Linked DNA regions of Homo sapiens: region 2 is linked to region 1. A link is a contact called in ENCODE Hi-C or POLR2A ChIA-PET data. All regions are on one chromosome and are shown on one strand. The core of a region is the stretch at or near the end of the contact, and the rest is flanking DNA. Distances in the headings are between cores, read along the strand shown.

What was found. A loop is a pair of places that touch in the nucleus more often than their neighbours do. ChIA-PET counts read pairs that join two places held with the same protein, here RNA polymerase II (POLR2A). Pooled maps may share reads with other maps.
Region 2: a pooled map shows a loop between it and region 1 (3-fold over the local background). The contact joins two enhancer-like sites. A Hi-C loop is called at or near these places in 3 of 50 pooled maps. POLR2A ChIA-PET finds 5 or more read pairs at or near these places in 3 of 52 experiments (OCI-LY7, activated CD4-positive, alpha-beta memory T cell and naive thymus-derived CD8-positive, alpha-beta T cell).

The regions. Positions count from the first base shown.
Region 1 is chr1:225,441,340-225,447,765 of GRCh38, reverse strand. No RefSeq gene overlaps it. Among named protein-coding and RNA genes, the nearest start is that of LBR, 17 kb to the right of the region's middle. RefSeq lists enhancers at 1-493, 494-1,054, 1,055-1,615, 2,511-2,560, 3,061-3,130 and a cis regulatory region at 2,417-2,956. Within about 2 kb of position 2,730, at least 31 of the 41 ENCODE cell types and tissues checked have a DNase peak (open chromatin) inside an H3K27ac peak, as active enhancers do; they include OCI-LY7, where a contact is called at or near this core.
Region 2 is chr1:225,846,559-225,853,169 of GRCh38, reverse strand. It overlaps TMEM63A (transmembrane protein 63A), which reads left to right. Exons shown (of 25, transcript NM_014698.3): 20 at 401-506; 21 at 3,091-3,258; 22 at 4,158-4,273; 23 at 4,616-4,678; 24 at 5,957-6,136; 25 at 6,238-6,611. The coding sequence ends at 6,130. Among named protein-coding and RNA genes, the nearest start is that of TMEM63A, 33 kb to the left of the region's middle. RefSeq lists enhancers at 960-1,009, 2,394-2,940, 4,769-4,818, 6,454-6,611 and a silencer at 1,100-1,149. Within about 2 kb of position 5,014, at least 12 of the 41 ENCODE cell types and tissues checked have a DNase peak (open chromatin) inside an H3K27ac peak, as active enhancers do; they include OCI-LY7, where a contact is called at or near this core.

The sequences.
Region 1 (6,426 bases), core at 1,481-3,980:
CCCAGCGAGACAGTGAGTCCTGGTAGGGAAGGAACTCTGGCCAAGCTGCAGGCTGTGCAGTGGAGTGGGTTAGGAGGGGCCCTCGGGGAGGGAAGAACAAGGAGAGAGGGAAGTGAGAGGAAAGGAGGTTTCTCCTTCATCTAAATCCCAAGTATACACCCTTCTAAGGTCTGTTCTGGCCCTTCCCTAGGGAGTGCCTTCCCCTCTACCTGCCAGGTCCCATAGATAAGGATGTCCTCCCCTGCAGGCGCCTGGCCTCCATCACAGCATGCCCACTCTGTGCCCGCTGCAACCTCCTCTGACTCTCCCACTAGACCGGTGCCTGGTACACATGCTCCTGCGTGCATGAACATCGGTCAGCTATGGGTCCTCAAGATGACAAAACCCCCTGCTCCTGTGTCCTCACGGGGATCTGCACCAGCACTGGGCTGAACACTCTCCCTGCAATCTGTCAGTCACGTCTTCTGTAGCATTTTCTTTCTGGCAACAACGGTTGGGGTCATTAAAAGTGTCTTTGAAATGCAACCTTTTAATTACAGGAGGAATACTGCCCCTGGGAAGGGGCCTTTCTTCAAATGCTCCAGGAATTCCTTGGCCAATACACTCCAGGGGGAACACAGCCCAAAACGGGCCTGTGGCTGTGATCAGACCCAGGCATCCTGTCAAAACAGGAGCCTGGGAAGGGGAAGCTCAGGGAAGGAAAGGGGCTCCTCTTGGGAAGAGCAGGGGTGCTGGAGGAAGAAACCCACCCAGTCCCCTTTGGGCCTAACTTAAGATATGCTCACCGGCTCTCTAGCACGCAGTTTTCCCCAGGAGGTCCCTTGGCCATGACCCAAAGTTAGGAACTAGGGGTCTGCGGACGCCTCCTCCTCCCATATCAGAATATGCTCTCCACCGCCTGCACGGTGGCATTGGCTTTCTGGAGCTTTAGGGCCAGCAGGGGCAGCAACCATCTTCCCACGTGTCTCAGGCTGACTGCACACAGCTCCTCTCTTTGTTTTCAGAAGCCAAAAAGAGCCAGGCAGGCCAAAGCGGGAAAAGGGGGGGCTTCTAGGAAACACCTGGGGTGGCTGGGCAGAGGTGAGATGTGACCCTGGCTAGCCTGAGGGCTCCCTGTGGCTTTCGATGGCCAGCCTGTGATAAAGCCCTGAGAACTCCATCTCCTGTGATTTTCCTGGGGTACTGATTTTCCCCTCCCTGGGAGTCTAGGTGTTTGTTTATAATATCCAAGAATGCTAATTGAGATCAAAGTGACTCTGAAGTTCACCCTGGGGGTGCTGCAGTCTGAAAGGTGTTTTGCAAAGACACGATCTTGGTTAGCCCTTCCCTGGCGCTATGCTGCAGGAAGCTTCTCACAGGGAATAGTCCACACTGTAATCTACCTCAGGCAGGTGTGCTGCTGGGAAACTCAGTTAATGATGTCTAATCTTTAAGAGCCATGGGAAACTCAGGAAGACCTAGCTGGACAGATACTACTCAGACATTTTCTCAAATAAGTGTGGCAGAGCCACTCCTCATCTGGTTCTTCCAGTCTTAGTTACCTGCCGAGCCAGGTGTGGCAGGTGTCAGGTACAGGGATCTGGGAGCTCAGAGAGCAGTAGCAGGAGCTTTAGGCTTCAGTTTTTTCTCCCACTTGATGGCCCCAGACGCCTTGGTGAAGTGAAATGCTCCCTGCCTGGGGCTCCAGGATGCCTTCGAGTGACTGCCTTAAGGTTATTGTGTTTTCTTGTGGCTACGCCAGGATGTTCTGCTTCACCAAGCATTTCCATCCTCAATCGTCATGTCCCTACTGAAACTCTGTGTTCTCTTCTCAAGCAATTTTCTGGTAAAAACATTTTCCTGGCTAGCCTGTAAGCATTGCTGTCTAGCTTTTGTGTTAGCACTGATTCAGATGGCCACTACCCACTCTGTGCAGCAGACTTTCAAGACCAAGCAGACTGATAGGCAGGCAGGAGGGTGGAGTTCTCTACCTGCTGGAATGCCCTGAGGCCCAGAGAAGGGATGGACAGGGCATCAGTGTCTCTCCCGTGTCTCTCTTGCCTTCAACCACTGACTCACCCATGTTGTTTCTCACTTAAGTTAAAACACACAGAGGGGCTGTTCTTAGAGAAAGTCTAACTCGGCTGGGCGTAGTGGCTCACGCTTACAATCCAGCACTTTGGGAGGCCGAGGCAGGCAGGTCATCTGAGGTCAGGAGTTTCAGACCAGCCTGGCCAACATGGTGAAACCCCGTCTCTACTAAAAATACAAAAATTAGCTGGGCATGGTGGCGCACACCTGTAGTCCCAGCTATTCAGGAGGCTGAGGCAGAGAATCGCTTGAACCTGGCAGGCAGAGGTTGCAGTAAGCAGAGATCACCATTGCACTCTAGCCTAGGTAACAAGATCGAAACTGTCTTAAAAAAAAAAAAGTCTAACTCTACTTTTGATCAAATTGTATTCTTGCAAACAATTTTGCAAGAAATTGATTGTCTCATTTTGATGCCATGATGACATTTTGGGAAATGTTTCCAAGTTGTTACAGTTTTCTAGCTGCCAGGACCTGGGTGCTTCCTGTGGCAGACAAAGGGTGACTCCGCGCATAGGGTGCCAAGAGGGAGGGCTCCACTCCATTCTGAACTTTTACACATCAGCCTCCTGCAAGATAAGCTTCCTGGTTTTCATATTACAACATGAACCAAACCGCAGAGGTTATGACTTCTCTGTGTTTTAAGCCCTGCCCACTTCCTGCTCACGTGCCTGGTCTGCAACGACCATTTATTTCAGGATGTGAAGTCAAAAGCAAAGCCCAAACAATAGTGAGCGGCTTCTGAGCCAAGCTCGTCAGCCTGCTAACCCACTCAGAACTGCCCCATCTTCAACATGAACAAGTGCTTCTGGAACAAATACCAGCCAATTTCACACAGTCCAGGCCTTTGACATGAAATACGGATCAGCTCTACATTTATGCACGACAATGTCGATTTGTTATCTGTTGGAGTGATTGTATACCTTCGGTGGTAGAACTGAGGTTCCCAGGGGAGCTATTAAGAAAAAAGCTTTTCTGGCACGGGTGCGGTGGCTCACGCCTGTAATCCCAGCACTTTGGGAGGCCAAGGCTGGTAGATCACCTGAGGTCAGGAGTTCGAGGCCAGCCTGGCCAACATGGTGAAACCCCATCTCTACTAAAAATACAAAAATTAGTTGGGCGTGATGGCGCATGCCTGTAATCCCAGCTACTTGGGAGGCTGAGGCAGGAGAATTGCTTGAACCTGAGAGGCAGAGATTGCAGTGAGCCAAGATCGAGCCACTGCACTCCAGCCTGGGTGACAGAGCAAGACTCCATCTCAAAAAAAAAGAAAGAAAGAAAGAAAGAGTTTTTCTGGCTAGGTGTGGTGGCTTATGCCTGTAGTCTCAGCTACTTGGGAGGCTGAGGTGGGAGGATTGCTTGAGCTGGGGGAGTTTGAGGCTGCAGTGAGCTATCACACCACTGCACTCCAGCATGGGTGACAGAGCAAGACCCTGTCTCGGGGGAGAAAAAAAAATGCAAATGCTTTCCTGACAGAACTAAGAGAGTTTGGAACTAGGGTTCTATAAAGTCAGCCCTGGTGTGGGACTTCTGTTATTACAGAGAGTACAGAAAGTGTCCTAAAAGGACAGCTGGGTGGCTGGGCATGGTGGCTCACATCTGTAATCCCAGCACTTCGGGAGCAGAGGTAGGCGGATCACCTGAGGTCAGGAGTTCGAGACCAGACTGGCCAACATGGTGAAACCCTATCTCTACTAAAAATACAGAATTAGCTTGGCATGGTGGTGCATGCCTGTAATCCCAGCTACTTGGGAGGCTGAGGCAGGAGAATCATTTGAACCCAGGAGGTGGAGGTTGCAGTAAGCTGAGATTGCACCATGGCACTCCAACCTGGCCAAAAAGAGCGAAACTCCATCTCAAAAAAAAAAAAAAAAAAAAAAAAAAAAAAGACAGCTGGCCAAACAGCAATAGGCTGATCATGTGTATTTAGCGCACATGGGCACAGCCCATGGCACCAAGGGGGACATCGAGGTCACAGATGAAAAGACTTGCTCTCATAGTGCTTACAGTTTATGAGCCAACAGCCACGTTAAGCAACAGCCTTCACTGGATATATAATTAGGGGTGGGGTAGACACTTTCTACACCAAAGACAACTCTTTAGGCTCCAGATGGGATTCCGGCTGCTCCTGACTGGTCTCTCTTAGTCCTTCATACATCACACACCGTGGACTCTGAGTTACACGCCACTGGTCTCTCTTCCCAGCTCAGCCACTCACTCCGTGTGTCAGCCGGAGCAGGTCATTCAACCATTCTTTCAGTTTCTTCACCTGTGGAATGGGGATAAATGGACCTATCTCACAAGGACATTGAAAGGATTAATAGAGCGATTGCATGCAAAATGCTGGCACCTAGTGGAGTTGTAATCAGAGTAGAAAGACACTATCATGCGTCTCTGTATTCCCAGATACTGGCTGGCCTGCAGCGAGCCACAGCGTTACCATGGGTGGGCCCGTGGGAAGGGGCAAGCATTGACCTAACTCCTCACATTTCCTTATTTTTCTCTCCCCTCTGTTATATCCTTTCTAAATAGTCATTCCAGGATATACAACTCCCTGCCCCTGAACACTTCTGTGGGGTGGCCTGGCTGAGAGCCCAGATTCCCAGGAGAGCCCTGCACGCAGCCAGCTCTCTGTCGCCCCCCTCTCAGGAGAGGCAGGTGGGCAGACCCTGAAACCTAACAGTCCTGAAACGCGCTGAGCATGTCCACGTTACCACAGCAGCCAGGTCACCTCTCCAGGGTGGCATCTTTTCTGCCTCCATTCTTCTTCTTCCTTACCATTTTTTTTTGGCCCTCCGTGTGTGTGTGTGTGTGTGTGTGTGTGTGTGTGTGTGTGTGTGTGTGTTTTGAGATAGAGTCTTGCTCTGTTGCCCAGGCTGGAGTGCAGTGGCGTGATCTCAGCTCACTGCAACATCTGCCTCCCGGGTTCACAGGATTCTCCTGCCTCAGCCTCCTGAGTAGCTGGGATTACAGGTGCCTGCTACCATGCCCAGCTAATTTTTTGTATTTTTAGTAGAGATGGGGTTTTACTATGTTGGCCAGATGGGTCTTGAACTCCTGACCTCGTGATCTGCCCGTCTCGGCCTCCCAAAGTCCTGGAATTACAGGTGTGAGCCAGCTCATGTGTTTGTTTTATGCATCCAATAAATCATGAGAAGGACAAAAAGACCACTATGGTGGGGAAATAGTGCCTGTCTTCAGTTAGCAGTGAGAGGCCAGCAGGTAGGTCACACAGACATGTGGCACCAGTTTTGAAGGGGGACATGTAACACAAGTCTTTGTTAGCCAGGATAAGTCCTTCTGCTGGCTGTGCCGGGCCTCACCTGCACCAGGAAGCCCTCACAGGGCTCTGGCATCCAGCAGGGTGCTCTGTGCAGGTGTTTTGGAGAGCATCATGGTGGAGGGTGTTCCTCCTTCTGCAGAGGAGAAGGCACTCATTCCCTGTGTCAACCGGAGCAGGTCATTCAACCATTCTTTCAGTTTCTTCACCTTCAGCATGGCAATTAATGGCTCAGAGGAACCTCAGGATAAAGTACCTCCTGATCCTGTCATGCCTGGAGTGATTCCCGTACAAATCAGTTTTTTTTTTTGTTGTTGTTGTTCTTTCTGTTTAGAGACTTGAAACAGAAAAAAAAAATGGCCCAGATATTGTTTTATTCTCTCTGAACTCCTTCAGGTGCAGAACAAACGGAAAGGGTTCCAGCCCCTTTGCTTTCAGTTTTATCTGCACACAGTAATGACATTCTAGAAGGGTTCCTGAGCTGTGCACCATCTGCCCAGGCCAAGAGCAGGACACGCAACTCAGACTTCTGCCTTGGAAGTGTAAAGCCTGCCCGGGAGTGTCCACCAACTTCCAACTACTTAAAAAAATCCTCCATTTTTTATGTCTTTGCCTTATCATCCCTGCTTGTGGATTATAAATTACTCTTTTCTTGAAAGAAATATAAACAGAAATACCCCCTGCTGTAGCTGGCTGAGGCAGAGCCAGTAGAGGGAGCTCAGGGGCGTCATCAATTATTAATCCATGGTATTCAGAGTTTCTAACGTTTGCAAACATTCAAAAATGACCCAGGTCTTACCAAGAGGGAATGAAATTGTCATGAAACATGCCTGAGCCAATGGCCTGACAAAGCAAGTTGATTTCAACATGGGCGTGGGTGGCAATGTGATCCTCAGGAGCCATAAGTCCAATTGCTGAACGTAGATGCACCCATCTCCCACCCCCTCGCCATCTGAGGTGAGCACTTTGTTCCCATAGCCTCAGATCCATCCTTAGTTGTTACTGACCTGTGGGTGAGGTCTTAAAGGCCCTGGTGTGAATTCAGGGAGTTCTTACTGCTAACTGTATTTAAAAGCTGG
Region 2 (6,611 bases), core at 3,765-6,264, 400 kb before region 1:
CCTTCATTTCATTCTCAGCCCCCTTATGAGCTGGGCACTGCTAGTATCCCGATTTCACAGAGGCATGAACTAAGCTGGCCCAGGATCCCCTGCTAGAAGGGCTGGAGTCACTCTACACCTCTTCCCTGACCACCTCTTCCCTCCAGGGGCTCACATGCCTGTTGGGTGGAACGAAGGGAGCACTAGCAAACACGCATCACCATGCCTCGGGAGGGCTGGGTGCACTGAGTGAAGCAGGGCAGGCTGGGAGGGATGGGAAGGACCTTGGGAGGCGGGGAGCCACGCATCTCCTATTTCCAAAGTCCTCCTCCACCCTGCTCTCCCATCACCACTTAGAGAGCACAAAAGGGTGTTTGAGGTGGAACAAGTCCATGAGCTCCTCACCACCTCCTCCTCCCAGAACCAGGCCTTCCAGTACGAGTTTGGAGCCATGTATGCATGGATGCTGTGTGTCTTCACTGTCATCGTGGCCTACAGCATCACTTGTCCCATCATCGCGCCATTTGGTGAGTGGCCCTGGAGCCTGTCCCAGGGTACATGGGTACATGGACGGCTGATTGCACCAAACCTCTCGGGGACAGCTATCACCAGGGCACAATGGAGTTCCCAAAACCACAGCCACAAGAGCCACAAGCTGCTAAAGACTCACGTGACACCAGATTTCACTCATTTCTTTCTTTTTTTGTTTTGAGACAGGGTCTCATGCTGATGCCCAGGCTGGAGTGGCATGATCTTGGCTTACTGCAACCCCCACCTCCTGGGCTCAAGCCATCCTCCCATCTCAGCCTCCTGAGTAGCTGGGATTACAGGTGCCCGCCACCATGCCTGCCTAACTTTTTGTATTTTTAGTAGAGATGGGGTTTCACCATGTTGGCCAGCCTGGTCTTGAACTCCTGACCTCAGGTGATCCACCCGCCTCAGCCTCCCAAAGTGCTGGGATTATAGGCATGAGCCACAGCACCCGGCCTCATTCATTTTTAAATGAATTCCTCCCACTGGCCCTCAGCTAGGACCTCTCTTAGTATTTCTGGTCTGAGGTTCTCTGCCCACTGACTATGTCGTTCATGGTTGATTTCTTTAGCAGCAAGTAAGACAGTGCCAGAGTCACAATCAAAGCTCTCGTGCTGCTTTCACTCTGGCAGATGCCTGCCTCCACGTGGATTACCACATTTCTCACCTCATCCTACAAGGCAGTTCCTGTTTCTATTCCCCCTTCACACAAAATAACTTCGTATGTTGTTAGTAAGCAGGAGAACCAGCCTTTGAACTCAGGACTGTTTAAAGACCAAGGTCCTGGCCACTGAAATAAAACATCTGCAACTGGCAGATTAATGAAAGGCTCTAGAAGGAAACAAAAAACCCAAGAGACTGCTGGCAGTGATAGCTGAGTTTTAGGGGGAAAAGTTGTTTTAGTTTTCCCTGTATACTTTCTTGTGTAGTTTTAAAAATCTACAGTATTTACACTTTCAAAACAAAATTTATTTTTTAAAAAAGAACCTGGGGCTGGGCACGATGGCTTATGCCTGTAATCCCAGCACTTTGGGAGGCCTAGGCAGTGCATCACCTGAGGTCAAAAGTTCAAGAACAACCTGGCCAATATGATGAAACCCTGTCCCTACTAAAAATACAAAAATTAACTGGGCATGGTGGCAGGCGCCTGTAATCCCAGCTACTCGGGAGGCTGAGGTAGGAGAATCACTTGAACTCAGGAGGCAGAGGTTGCAGTGAGCCAAGATTGCACCAGTGCACTCCAGCCTGACCAATGAGCGAGACTCCATCTCAAAAAAAATAAAAAATAAAAAAACAAAAGAACCTGGCATAATAGAAAAGGCAGCACCCACTTTCTGTTGGTCCCCTGTGTGCTCCTGTGCCACCCCTGGGGTAAGACCCTTGGGCCTCATTCTCTGTTGACTGTGATGAGGGCAGGGATCAGCCGGGTGGGAGAAGGCCAGGGGTGTGGGAGCACTGACATACAGGGGCTCAGCATGGGAAGGGCTGGGGAGGAATTGAGGCCAGGCATCCAACTGTGAAACAGCCTCTTTCCAAGATGATTCTGGAATGTTAGTGTTCTGTGGGGACAGGATCACAGACACTGTGACTCCCTTGGTGCAGGGTCTGTCCCACAGACCCTGACCCAGCGACGGATGAAAGACATACACTGCCGGGTGCGGTGGCTCTCGCCTGTAATCCCAGCACTTTGGGAGGCAAAGGTGGGCGGATCACGAGGTCAGGAGATCGAGACCATCCTGGTTAACATGGTGAAACCCTATCTCTACTAAAAATATAAAAAATTAGCCGGGCATGGTGTCAGGCGCCCGTAGTCCCAGCTACTTGAGAGGCTGAGGCAGAAGAATGGCATGAACCCAGGAGGCGGAGCTTGCAGTGAGCCGAGATCGCACCACTGCACTCCAGCCTGGGCAACAGAGACTCTGTCTCAAAAAAACAGACAGACAGACATACACTGACAGATATTTTGCCTGTCAGTGCGGCTAAGGGGCTCTGCAGCCTGAGTCTGCAGTGTAGTCCTCAATGCCAGGCGAAGTTCGCATTTATTTAGTACAGACTAAATGACAAAGGTCTCGAGTAAACACCACTAGAGGGTAATTAACATTGCCGACCCCCTGAATAGCGAGCAATCATGCACCAGTGGATGATCAAAGGTTGGTCTTAGGACCACATGAGTAAACAAGCTATTTAGGTAAACTCCCCCACATTCCTATGTATCTGCACCCTAAGCTTTTAAGAGAATTCAGCTGCCTTCAGCCAAACCCTTTACTGAAGCTATGCAAACCTCTCGGCTTTCCAAGAAGGTTTGTGTCTATTTCCTATAACTTTATCTTAAATTTTCTCCCACCACCCTGACCGATCCCCTACACCTTGGGGTCACAGATAAGTGAGGAAGTGGGTAGGAGAGAGAAAGTGAAAAAAAACTAGTAGCCAGAGGTGCAGGATGCCTCATTTTGTGTTCAGGCAGTAGAGCAGCAGCCCCAGCCCTGGCTCCTTGCCAAAATAGCCGCCCCGGAGAGGAAGAGGACAGAGGTGTCTGTGTGGCCCTGCGAGGTCTCCAGCTCACAGCCCCATCCCCTGCAGGCCTCATCTACATCCTGCTCAAGCACATGGTGGACCGGCACAACCTCTACTTCGTCTACCTCCCAGCCAAGCTGGAGAAGGGGATCCACTTTGCCGCTGTGAACCAGGCCTTGGCAGCCCCCATCCTGTGCCTCTTCTGGCTCTACTTCTTTTCCTTCCTGCGCCTGGGTGAGCAGCCCTTCTGACCTGGGGCCAGCCCTTGGCCTCCCAGCCCTGCATCCCCACCAGCCAGTCAGATCCCTCATTGCTTTCACAGCATCAGCATGGCATCCAGTCAGAATGTGGTGCCCAGAGTGAGGGCTGGTTAGGTGTCCCATCAGAACGTGGTACCCAGAATGAGGGTTGGTTACATGTCTAGTCAGAATGTGGTGCCCAGAGTGAGGACTGGTTAGGTGTCCAATCAAAACATGATACCCAGGGTGAGGGGCTGGTTGGGTGTGGTGTTGACAGCCTGGCTCCTAAGCTAGCCCGAGTGCAGGTGTAACCCTTGTGAAGGCCTGGTCAATTGTCCCATACATCCCTGGAGAGAAGATAGTGCCTTTATCAGCTGTGCAGGGACTGAACCAGAGGAAATGGGGAAGCTGATCCAGATTTGCCCTTTGAGGCTGGTGGTTGGGCCCAGCTCCTTGTACCTCCTGGCATGGAAGAGGTGGGGACGTGGAGGAGAGAAAACTGACACTCCTGGGGGAAAGACACGTCTGCCCCGGTCAGACTGGGGGTGTGGGAGGGTCCATCCTCTCTAGCCCAGGGCACTGGAGACTGGAGGGAACGGACCAGCAAGGAGGCTGAAGAATTGCCATTGACTTGGCACCCCAGTGCCTGAAATCTGACCAGGGATGATGCCAGTCATTCAGTGGGTCCCTCTGTGTGTTCCTGGCTGTGAAGACACCATCCTTGCTGCTGGAGTTGAGGGGTGGGGGTGGGGGGTTAGGCCTTACCTTTATTTTCTGCCTGAGGGAGAAGTCACGGGCAGTTTCCACACCAGGTGCGGCCCCTTCCTCAGCAGGGTGAGGGTAGGTGGTGGCCCCTCCCTGCCCACCCCAAGGCTAGCCACCCTCTATCACCAGGTATGAAGGCCCCCGCCACTCTGTTCACCTTCCTGGTGCTGCTGCTCACCATCCTGGTCTGCCTGGCTCACACCTGCTTTGGATGCTTCAAGCACCTCAGCCCTCTGAACTACAAAGTAAAGGCCCCCGACCCCACTGCCCGGTCAAGCCCTGGGAGGAACAGATGGTGGGACGGGCTCGCTGTCAACCCCGCCCACCCTTGTCTGTATCAACACAGCAGCAGCCTTCTCCAGATTCTGCTTCTCCATGGGAAAGGCGTGGGTGGTTGGGTGCCATGTGTAGCTTCCCTTCCTCCCCTCATCCCTGCACTCCCCCACCCCATCCTCTCTCGGGCTGCTGGGGAGCTTGGTGCCAGCTGGTACTATTATTCCGGGTGTTAATAGTCTGTGTGTTTGGAGGGTGTTTGTTCACAGAGATCAGTTTTGTTTATCATCGCAAGTTTTTGCTGTTATCTGCAGACAGAAGAGCCTGCAAGTGACAAAGGAAGTGAGGCAGAGGCCCACATGCCCCCACCGTTCACAGTAAGCTGTGCCCCTCAGCCTCTGAGCTTGTCGCCCTTTTTTTTGCTTTGGTTGTAACAGTCCCAACCAGATGGGCCCCGGCAAATCTTTGATCATCTCTTGCTAAGATCACATGGCAGGCAAGTTTGTGAATTAATGGCAGAGAAGGAATCCTGGTCCCCCTGGGTATTTTAACCTGCATATTTGAAACTGTTGAGGAGATAGAGTCTTGTCTCGATTCATGGCCATCCCCCTTGGTTTCAGTTCCCTGCTCTCTTTCCTTCTCTGCATATTTAATGCCTGGTGAGTTTGGGGCTTTAGTGAAGGCACATGGTAAGGCGCTAGGGTTTGACAAAGGTTTGTCATCAGCGATGCACCTGCCTGTGCGAGGTCCTCCACTAGGCTCCAAGAGGGTGTCAGGCAGACTTCCCTTTGAATTCAAGAAATGAACATTGCACCTGCTTCAGAGGAAGACCCCATGGTAGAGAGACACAGGGCTCCTTGCCTTCCTAGTTCTCTCTGCACACAGCCTCCAGGGTCCTGCTCCTAGGGTGGGGCTGGGAAGGGAAAGCAGAGCCCCAGGGTTCCAGAGCTGTAGTCACCAGCCTTCCTGACAGCCGTGGCCAGGACAGAGCCGACCTCATCTGCAGGGTTCTTTCTGGTGGCTGCCTCCCAGGTGTCAGGCTCTCTTATCGGTGTCTGTCCTTGGACAAGTTCCAAACAAGGGAGGGCCTCAGAAGGACTCATTACCCAGCGACACACCTGTGGCTATGCTGGCCAAGCAGGGAACATGCAGGACAGGTGGATGATGTCAAGCCCTCACAGCCAGGGTCTCAGGAGGAGTATGGCAGGGCTCTGTGCCTGGGGTCAGTGGCTGGAGCCTGGGATTGGGAGGAAATGAGACTCAAAATGAGACTCACACAGATATGTTGAGCATCCCAGGGGTCCCAGGGCAGCGTTCTAAGCCCCCCTATATAGGTAGACTTGTTTCTTCTACAAAGTGAGAAATCCTCCTAGGATCCAGGGCTAGGAAGTTTAGTTTCCTCTGAGAACTGCTCTCTTGTGCTTCCTTCTGTGATCATGAGAACTGTATAACTGTGCTTTCTCTTTTGCCCTGGCTGCTAGGAAATTCTGCAGGTGTCATATTTTCGGTCTTAATGTCCTAAATGGATGTCGGTGTTTCTTCATATGTCCTTTATGGCCACTGTCTGTGTCCTGTTGGGAGAAGGGCAGGAGGGGAGGGATGCAGTGTGGAAGCTCATGCCTGTCCAGGCCAAGCACAAATCCATTTGCTGACAGCCCTACGTGCCTCGGATTCTGAACGGCTTGGCCTCGGAGAGGACAGCACTGTCTCCGCAGCAGCAGCAGCAGCAGACCTATGGTGCCATCCACAACATCAGCGGGACTATCCCTGGACAGTGCTTGGCGCAGAGCGCCACGGGCAGTGTGGCTGCTGCCCCCCAGGAGGCCTGAGGCTGGGTGAGCTGCTGGCTGGGCCAGGCTCAGGGGAGCCTGTGGGGTGAGAAGACAGGTGAAGCGGCCTGACTCCCAAGTTCATGACTTCTTCCCATCTGTTTTAGGTCTCACTGCTCTGAAAAGACACAACCAGAATGGCCTGGGGCTCAGGCCCTTGGCTGAGTGGGAATGCGTTGGGACTGCCCAGCTGAGCTATCAGGTGCCCATCTTTTCTGGTCCCAGCAGTGGTGAGGAGAGCACAGGCAGGCCTCGCCCCTCCCTTGCTCACCCAGTTTCCCCTCCGGCACAAGCTTCCAGCTCTGCAGCTGGGGTGACATCCCCAGTGGTTTGTCGCCAAGACCATGTGGTGGACTTTTCGCCCCCCAAACTGATGAGTCCGGGAGAATATATGGAGAGAGAGATGTAACAAGGGGAAGGCCTCCTCCCTTCTGAGCACACACACAACCGATAACCAAAGAGATGCTGCAGTCCAGGTCTG